Linked DNA regions of Homo sapiens: region 1 is linked to region 2. A link is a contact called in ENCODE Hi-C data. All regions are on one chromosome and are shown on one strand. Each heading gives the region's core, a stretch centred on a gene start or an enhancer-like site at or near the end of the contact. The rest is flanking DNA. Distances are from core to core; before and after follow the strand shown. Region 1 overlaps AQP9 (aquaporin 9). Region 2 overlaps GCOM1 (GCOM1, MYZAP-POLR2M combined locus).

What was found. A loop is a pair of places that touch in the nucleus more often than their neighbours do. Pooled maps may share reads with other maps.
Region 1: a pooled map shows a loop between it and region 2 (2.2-fold over the local background). The contact joins two enhancer-like sites. A Hi-C loop is called at or near these places in 2 of 168 maps with a recorded cell type or tissue (HCT116 and mammary epithelial cell), 1 of 37 single-sample maps with no recorded cell type and 5 of 50 pooled maps.

Annotation. Positions count from the first base shown.
Region 1 is chr15:58,176,313-58,181,027 of GRCh38, reverse strand. AQP9 (aquaporin 9) reads right to left here. Exons shown (of 6, transcript NM_020980.5): 5 at 1,683-1,900. Among named protein-coding and RNA genes, the nearest start is that of AQP9, 40 kb to the right of the region's middle. Within about 2 kb of position 1,572, at least 3 of the 41 ENCODE cell types and tissues checked have a DNase peak (open chromatin) inside an H3K27ac peak, as active enhancers do.
Region 2 is chr15:57,632,488-57,637,688 of GRCh38, reverse strand. It overlaps GCOM1 (GCOM1, MYZAP-POLR2M combined locus), which reads right to left. Exons shown (of 17, transcript NR_104371.3): 7 at 5,130-5,201; 8 at 3,948-4,076. MYZAP (myocardial zonula adherens protein) reads right to left here. Exons shown (of 13, transcript NM_001018100.5): 7 at 5,130-5,201; 8 at 3,948-4,076. Among named protein-coding and RNA genes, the nearest start is that of MYZAP, 43 kb to the right of the region's middle. Within about 2 kb of position 1,933, at least 13 of the 41 ENCODE cell types and tissues checked have a DNase peak (open chromatin) inside an H3K27ac peak, as active enhancers do.

The DNA of each region.
Region 1 (4,715 bases), core at 323-2,822, 540 kb before region 2:
AGACTGAGACTCTGGATGGTGGAATTAAGGGAAACTCATGGGCGAATTCTGGGCTCTGGGAATAAGGAGATCCTTAGGACATATGTTTTTGATGCTCCATTGGAAAGATACAAGAGATCCATCCTAGTTGCGGACATTTTCGTGTTCTAGTTGTGATCATTCTAGGAGAGAATTTCTCAACCACAAACCTATTAACATTTTGGACTGAATAATTCTTTGTTGTGGGAGGTGTGCCGTGTGCATTGTAGGATGCTTAACAGCATTCCTGGCGTCTACCCATTAGATGCCAGTAGCAGCCCCTTCCCTCAGGTCCAGCCGTGACAACCAAAAATGCCCTGGGGAACAGTTGCCCACCTCTGGTTGAGAACTGCTGTTCTAGGAAATTTATTGGATTGTCAATTTCTTGAGGACAGGGAATGTTGACTGAGTTGCTTTGCATCCTTCAACTCCTAGGAAGTGTCCGTCACATAGAATTCATTCATTCTTTTATTCAATACCTTTTTATTGAGCCTTTCTATGAGCTACACCCTGTTCTAGGCACTGTGGATATACCAGGGGAAAAGGCTGTCAAGGTACTCATGGCACTTACACTCTAGATGCTCTGAGTGCTATCTGTGGTGGTGATCTCAATGGTACCAGTTATTTTAACTTATTTTTCACCCTGGTGAAATGCAGGCCAAACCCTGATGACTCTATGTCTAGGTCATCATTTGGGAACACTCACGTCCTTTGTTCTCACAGGAAACATTAAAGTAGAATTTGCTCACACATGTTTTTCCTACTTTTCTCCATGGTAGAGCCCTGTTTCCTGATGAACCAAAGTGAGCTCCTTCCCCATAGGAAGTTGCCATGGGTGGATGAGGATGCGCCTCTGTGACTGCATGCAGGGAAACCAGGAAGTAGTGAAGGGGCAAATTTTGTCCTAGAAGATAGGTACCAACAGTTGGCGTATTTCCTCAGCACATTCTGAAGTAGAAAGTGTGGAGTCTTGCCATTTCTGGGGCAGAGGCTCAATCTTACGTCTGTCCTGTCCGGAAGTTCTTACTCATATCTCCAGAACCAAGTCAGCTCTCACATTTGCAGTCATGTCTTTCCCTGCTTCCCTGGCAGTTACTCACACGTTATCTGTGTTCCTGCAGCACTTTTAGGGGTTGCCAGAGCACTTATTATATCGCTCAAGGTGAGTGCTTTTGCTGATTTGAAATTTCCTTGCTTAGCACAGTGACTAAAGCACAGATAATGCCCAACAAATATCTGTGGAATAAGTGCAGCATAGGTTGCGTGGTTCACGAGGAAGAGCCCTGTAGTGGCATCATAGGATGCAAATTGTAGCCCAACTTTGTCACAAAATGAATCTGCAGACAAGTTATACAGCTAAAATGTTCACATAAAATCATATAGCAATTGAGGGATTATTATTATGTGGGACAGTTTTATCTCTATTGAATTTACCTAGAGCCGCCTCTCTTTCTCTGTCTCTCTCTCTCTTTCACACACACACACACACACACACACACATCATACCACAAAATACCAGTGAAATGTCTCATGCTTATGACCAGAGTGTGCAGTTAACGTTGGCGCTGTCATCTGAACTTCCCTGGATCTCCATGTCAAAGCCCCGCCCCACTGGTGAGGCGCAGCATGACTCTGTCTCTCTCTTCCCCACCACTGTTACTTACCTGAAGACTTCAAACCCCCAGCCTGCCAAGGCAGTGAAAAGTCTGGGACTCAGGTCTCGAGCTGGGTTCATGGCACAGCCACTGTTCAGTCCCAGGGAGGAAGCAATGACAATAATCAGGAGGCCGATGGCAATGGGCTCTAGGCCTCTGGGGGCTCCCAAGTTTCTGGAGTCAAAGATGGCAAAGACGATTATGAGGAGTATCATGGTGGCCACCACCTGGAGAGGGAGAAGTTGAGCCAGGGCTTTAGCCTGCATTCTGCTCACCTGCATGTCTCAAAATCATCCCTTCTTACTATTTTACAATATTACAATATTACTATTTTACTTATATTACAATATGCCTAGTAATAACTGGCATGTACTGGGTGAATAATTGTGCCAGTCTCTCTTCTTTCTACAGCAATTCTAGAGGAGAAGCCAATATAATTCTCATTTACAGATTGGTTACCCTGCCCACTTAGTAGGTGGCAGTCAGGTTTGGATCCAGAGAGTTTGGCTCCAGAGACTGTTATCTTAATACCACACTATCCTGCTAAGCTACTACTCAGCTAAGTAGAACGGCAAGCTGCAGGCTGGAAAAATGAATGAAAGGCTTGTTCAAATTGGTGAGAAAAGCAATGTGAGATATCAATAGATGAGTGTGCAAAGGAAGTGAACAGAAAATTCAAAAAAGGAAAACAGAATTAGGAAAGCAGTGGTAAAAACTCATTAGTAATAAAATAAATCCAAACAATATCAAATGTTAGGAAAAAGATACCCGTTATTTCAGGCTTTTCTAATAGATCTAAACAAGTACTATGCTTTTAAAAGGAAATTCAGCAATAATTTAGCAATATGCATTCAAAAACATAAATTTATTTATACAATTTGATGCTGCTGGATGTTTGAGAATTACACAATGGAAATAATCTAAAACGTGGAAAAATCATTTTAAAATGTCCACTTTAGCAAAATTTATAGTACTGAAAAACTGGAAGCTTTTACTCTTTTTTTAGTCTACTGTATAGCCATTAAAAACTATAAACATAAAAGCTATGTAGTAATATTTAAAAATACTTATAACATTAAGTGAAAAAAATTTGTATTTTTTTGTTTGTGTTTGTGTTTTGTTTTGTGTTTTATACAGCTGTCCCTTGGTGTCTGTGGGGGATTGGTTCCAGGACTTCCTGCAAGTACCAAAAATCCATGGATGTTCAAGTCCCCAATATAAAATTGTGTATTATTTGTATATAACCTATGCACATCCTCCTGTATACTTTAAATCATCTCTAGATTATTATAATATCTGATATAATGTGAATACGGTATTGTTTAGGGAATAATGACAAGAAAAAAGTCTGTACATGTCCAATACAAATGCAATTTAAAAATATTTTTGATCCATGGTTGGTTGAATCCATGGATGCAGAATTCATGGATATGTAGGGTTGACTCTACTTAAAAACATACGTAAAAGAAAAATTTTAAGACAATAAACAAAAATGATAATAGGTATTTGAATTGGCCAATTATAGCTGGTTTCTATGTTATTAGTTTTCCAAACTACTGTTTTACTTTAACAGTTAAATGATAGCTATTATTTATTGAACATTTATTATGTGCCAGGTACTTCATATGCTTTATCTCATTAAAACTTCACAGTAATGCTGTGAGGTAAATCCTGCTATTATTCTCAGTTTATAGATAAGAAAACTCGAGTAAAACAAGGTTAAGACACTTGTCCAATGTCAAACTTGTAAGCAGAAGAATCAGGATGGGAACCAGGCAACTGATTTTAAAGTTTAAGTTCATTATCATTTCATCTGCTTTCCAAAATAATAATGTTAAAATAATTTTTAATTAATATTAAAAGACACATGTTCCCCCAAGAGCACTCTTCTCTGGAATGCCTTCTCCAACTCTCTCTTGCAGAGTAAAAGCTCCCTCCTCTGGGCTTCCATGACATTCTGACTTTACTTGTATCAGTGTCCCTGTCACTCTGCAAAAGAGTATCTACTTACTTGTTAGATTGAGCCTCAGACTCTGAACTCCTTGAAGAAGGAAGAGTATAGAGCTGTACTTGGCTAAGTAGGTGCCCAGTAAATAGTTATTGGGTAAATAAATGATTGATTATTAACTAAACCAAGGAATATGCTTGAAGAGTATTTACAGCTAAACAATTTAGTAATCTTGAAATAAGGTGACCCCAAAATATGGTCATGATGGCCAAGAGCTCTGTTGGGTGTTGACTGACTGATAATTGGCAATTTTTGGAACTCTCTCCAAAGCCTAAGAATACGGACAGCATTCAGGGTTTGCTGACGGTTACAGCCTCAGGGTTTTCTAATATTCGCTTTTTCTACTTGACTTTATACACAATAATGGGCTTAGAAACCACAGACCTTAGAGAAATTGCCAACTCACTCTGAGACAAGGACACAATGAAGGAAGCTCAGGATATGGTATGCAGGTCAGCATTGATCAAGATACAGCTTTGGGAGGCTTAGGCAGGCGGATTATGAGGTCAGGAGTTCGAGACCAGTCTGGCCAACATGGTGAAACCCCGTCTCTACTAAAAATACAAAAATTAGCCAGGAGTGGTGGCTCACACTGGGAATCCTAGCTACTCCAAAGGCTGAGGCAGGAGAATTGCTTGAACCTGGGAGGTGGAGGTTGCAGTGAGCTGAGATCACGCCACTGCACTCCAGCCTGGGGCAACAGGCTCAGTCTTAAAAAAAAAAAAAAAAAGCTTAGAGAAAAACACCAAAATAACCAAAATTGTCCTCGCTCTTCTATGCTCTCTGCTTCAAATTTCTATTATAATATGGTCGCTATACTCCAGTTTCCTATCTAATTTTCTTCTTTTTTGCCCAGGCTGAGGTGTGGTGGTGTAATCATAGCTCACTGCAGCCTCCAACTCCTGGGTGCAAGCTATCCTCCCACCTCAGCCTCCCAAGTTGCTGGGACTACATGCAAGCACCACCACGCATGGCTAATTTTTGTATTTTTGGTAGAGGCAGGGTTTTGCCATGTTGCCCAGGCTGGTAGTGAA
Region 2 (5,201 bases), core at 684-3,183:
CAAACAGAAACTGATATTTTAATCAATGGATCCCAAGTTTGACAGAGAATGTCTATTTAGCAATTCTAGCACTAGGGAGTCCAAGTCTATATGACACCCCCTGGGTTTTACACACCTGCTCAGCAAAGCCCAAACAAGGCTCAAAACTGCCAAGTCTGTTGTTGTGTATTTATAGATATATTTATGGGTCAGAGACAAAACATCCTAAATAAAACCATTCAAGATTCATTTTCCAAAGTATTCCATCAGCCCAGGATCAGTGAAAATTTATAGCCCCAAATACTGATTATCAATACTTTAAACTGGTGGCTTGTGATACTGCAAAATTCTTTATTATTTTCTGAATCATCAAGAAAAGAGGCTCTGGGATTCTGGCAATATCCTATATTCTAACTTGTGGTGTTTACACAGGTGTATTCACTTGTAAAAATATGTTGTGGTCAGATTCATGGCCCTCCAAAGATGTCCATGTCCTGATTCCTGAATCCTATGTGTTATCTTACATGGAGAAAGGAATTCTGCAGATGTGATTAAGTTAAAGATCTTAAAATGGGGAGATCCTGGGTTATCCAGTTGGGCCCTTCTAAGGAGGAGGAGGCAGCAGGGTTAGAATCAGAGAGAAGGAGCCTGGAAGATGCTCTGCTACTGCCTCTGAAGCTGCAGGAGGGGGCCACAAGTTGAGGAGTACAGGTGGCCTCCAGAAGTTAGAGAAGGCAGGGAAATGCATTCCCTTCTAGAGCTTCCAAAAGGAATCCAGCTCTGCCAACACCTGGATTTTAGCACTTCTGACCTCTAGGAATGGAACATAATACATTTGTGTTGTTTTAAGCCACTAACCTTGTGGAAATTTGCTATGGTAGCAATAGGAAACATACGCGCACTAAGCCGTGCACTTTGTACACTTTGCTATATATATGTATATTTAGAAGTTTGCCCAAAAAAGAGTCTGGAATCATTTCTTTGGACAAAGCTGAAAAATGTTCATAAAAACATGGTGCCTGTCATAACCGAAATTGTGCTAAAAATACATTACAGATGTTAGTGTAACAAATTTCCTTAAAATGCAAGTTTATCAAATAACGCTCACTAATTGGGAGATTATTTTACTTTAGGTCCTTCTCTAAGAACTAATGTTCCTCATCTTTATGTTCGGAAATTCCACCCAGCAAACTCTTACTAGCTACATAGATTCCAAACCTCTTTTCTACCAAATTATTAAAAGCAAATCTTTGAAAATTTAACTGCCACAACTTCTGAAGCTATAAGCAGTGGTATACCAAGAGGTAGGCCAAAGGGGTGGGGAAGCAGTCCACCTTAAGCAGGAAGAATATATTATCTCTGAAATATTTAAAATAACAAAGGTAGATCAACTTTGACTGGGGTTTTGTTACTGTTTTTAAATCTCTACAGCAAATGCACATTCTTATGGCCTGGCCTGAGCAGAACATTCCTCCTGCCCCTATGTGGTTGGAAGTTTTACATTAGCCCCGAAATAACAGTGATAAAAGCTTTCACAAGTGAATGCCTCCCTCCAAAAAGAAAAAAAAAACAAAAAACAAGAAAGAAAAAGGCTGTCATAAAGTAGAGCAAGGTCTAACTTACAGCACACTTTTAAAATTTGTTTTAAATTGAGGTACAATAAATCTTAAGTGTACACTGCACAATTATTTCTTACATTTGTAAACACCTGTGAAACCACTGCCCAGATTATGGCATAGACTATTATCTGTTCCCCAGAAGGGTCCCTGGTAGAGAACACTCCTTAAAAGATTTTTACTGATCAGAAAAAAAGGTGTTTGAAATACAGTGCTCAGCAAGAGAAACAGTAAACTAAGGCATATGGCAGAGAAGCCATTCAAAAGCACATGGTTTGTCCTTGAGCAAAATCCAAAACTGAGAGCAGGATACGTACACTGCCACAGCCCTGCCTAGGACATGCCGTTCACGTAGTGTGAGACAGCGATTTGGCCAGATTCCTGCTCTCACAGATTTATCCCTGAAAAGGAAACAGTGTAAATTGGCCTACCTAATGTTAGTTCAATAAATAGAGCATTTCTCTAGCCTAAATGGAAAGGAAGATTTAGAGAAAGGACAATACATTTCCAATCACTAAAGAAGAAGCCAACACCACTTGGGGAAGGTTTTGTGTTTCCTAAATGCTGGCAGGGAGGGCTGGCCTTACCAGCTTCCTGGCTCTACCCATTCATCCCACATGAGGGCTCCATGTGAAAATCAGTGGGGAAAGACAAGAAACTTTCAGAACCTCAAGACAGCAATGAAGATAAGCATAAAATGGGTCGTGCTAAAGACAACCTGACTCTGAGGGTAGACATTTAGGCAACCTCGTAACAGAGTAAAAATCATAGCCACAAATGATCGAACCCTTACTATATACGAGGAACCATGCTTAGCACTTGGCGTGGATTTTTCTCATTTATTGCTCACAAAAGCCCTAAGAATAAGAAGTACCATTATCAGCATTTTACAGAAGTGGAGACTGAGTTAGGAAAAACCAAGTAAGTGCAAACAACTACAAAGAGACACAAGATTCAAATCCCCAGACTGTCTGATTCTAAAGCCTATGTTCATGACCACTACCTGTGGTTTCTCTGTATGACGGCATCTCCCCCAGACCACCCTGCTATGCTGCCGGCTCACCTTGCTTCTTTACGCTGCAGAAAAACCTGCTGCCCAGAGAGAGAGCATCTGAGTTAACTGGGATCTTCTGCTGTTGTAGGAGGACAATAATGTGGGAGGAAGCTCACTCAAGCTCTAGAAAGCTCCCTTGTTGCCCAATCTTCACCACCACCCCCTCTGGTCAATACTAATGTTAGTCCTGACTAAGCCAATCACCTACTCTTCAATAAAAGATGGGATTCTGTTTTCCCAGGGGGTAGAAGGGAGATTGTAATTGACTCTTTAGTTTGCCCAAGTCTCTCCCAAGTAAAAAGCTAAAGAGCTAAAACGAAGCACCCAGTGAGCTCTGAAGCTCCACAGAACTGAATTTCATGCAGTTCCCATAGTGGCGACACCTCGCCTTATGAGGGGACAGTACAGGGGCTTATGCTGCAAACACCATTAGCTAAGGCGACCTCTTCTCAGCATCACATGAAGCCTGACAGTGACCTTGCTCTTGCTGCCCCACCTCTGCCTCCATCATCAGATTGGAGATTCTTGGCATCCCGAATGAGTCACAGGGTGCTAATAATGTCAGGGTCTTGGCAGGTCACTGCTCTCTGCAAACTCATATGCAGCCAGGGAGCCATTCCCAGAAACCAGCCACAGACTTGGCCCTGAACTCCTGGGTCCAGAAGTCAGCCGTCACCTGCTAAAGGTCACCCATCCTTTCTCTTCCTTCTCTTCCTTCTTTTCCTCTTTCCTTTCTCCCACCACTTCCTCCCCTTCCTCCACTTCCTACTTAATTCCTGGCCTCTTCCCTTTCACTAGACAGGCTTCATTATCCCAGCTGAGCTCCCGCCTTCCTCAGGTTCCCCCACCACACTCACCAGCCTGCTTACAACACCTAGAGAAATGGGGCCTCCCTACTCTCTCAAGTCCCCAGCGTGTCAAGGAAAAGCCAACCCTTGAGACACATGCCCCAGAAACAACAGGGCTGCTGTGTTGATGTAACACCTAAATAGGGCTTGATAATTCAATGGATAAACTAAGTTCACACCTGGGGCACCAGCAAAGCAAGGCTGCTAAAATATTAATTTTTCTAAAGAATTTCACAAGTAATATTTTTTAAAAGCATCAAAATAGTTATCATGGGAAAAATGAGAACGTTGTTGGACTTCCTTATACTTTATTTTATAGCTTTGTCTTTTTTTTTTTAATTGCAAATTTTGGAGGTGAGAGGAATCCATATCCAGGGCCTCTCGTATCTCAGATGGACCTACAGGGAAAAGTTTGGGCAAGTGGGCAATAGGCCCAACGCTGTGTCCTACCTTTTCCATGCGCTCAATCAGCCTGTCCAGCTCCCCGATCCTCTGGTCTTTCTCCTCTAGGCTGATCTCTGCTGCTTGCATCTTTTTATTGGCTTCTTCAATCGCTTTCAGAAAACTATTGGTTTCTTCCTGCAAAAGAAATATACCCTCCTAAGTACAGGCATGGAGTACCGAGGCTACTCACCGGGATCCAATCAGCTCAGGCCTTGCTAGATCACGATTTCTCTTTAAAACATGACCTTGGAACCTGAAAGTGTCTCACAGATCATGAACTCAACCTCACGGTTCTGGTTCTCACCTATGAATAAAGATACATCATGTGGCTGGTTAATGGGCCTCACTACATTTTTTTCCCTTTTTTCCCTTAAGTCTTTATATCCAAAAGGTGTAAAAGAGGCCTACAAATGTTTAATAACATTGAGTAGATGCTCAGAATGTCACTGTATTTGCCAGAAGTGTAAGGGAATTAGAACCAGATCTGGAATTGAATGCAGAATTCCCAGATCCTTCTCCCATAATGCAATACATCAGCTCATTACTAACAAGAAAACCCAGTCAATCATCAGAACATGTATTAAGCCTCTACGGACACAGATGAGCCAGACATGGAGTCCCCGCCTTCAGGAACTTATAATCTCCTGGAAAAGCCAAGATGTGAGACGCACAGCCCCACTCTAATGGCAGGTATAAAAGAATTCCAAAGTAAAAGCAGAGAGAGAGTGAGTGAGCTTCCTAAGGACAGATAATGGTTCTGGCTCCATGACTGGAAGAGACTCCAGGCATGGAGAGAGTGGCATTTAAGGCTTTTAGGGAGCTTAGGCAAGATCAAAGATAGGGAAGGAGGAAATTTCAGGTAGAGAGAACCAAATGGAGGGAGGGAGGGCACAGCTGCGGGCAAGCCCAGGGTTTGCTTAGATGCTGGCAAATTGTCAGATGAGCTAGAAAAAGGTGTGTATTTAGAGACAGAGACAAGGGGCTATTCTGAGTAGAGACGGGGATGAATAAAGGCAGAGGGGAAGAGGGGAGGGGAGTGAATGAGCAGATGAATAATTCCTTGATCCCTTACCCATGGCTGAGTCTACTGACCCACCTCTAAGAATAAACACTACTACGTATACATCACCAACAATAATGAACCAACAATTCCCGGTAAGTTTACATCGGCAGCTACAACACACACACCAAAAGAGCCTCCTTCTCAGCACTGTGCTTCCTCTGTTCTTCCTGCAGCTTCTCCTCATACTGGCTGTACAG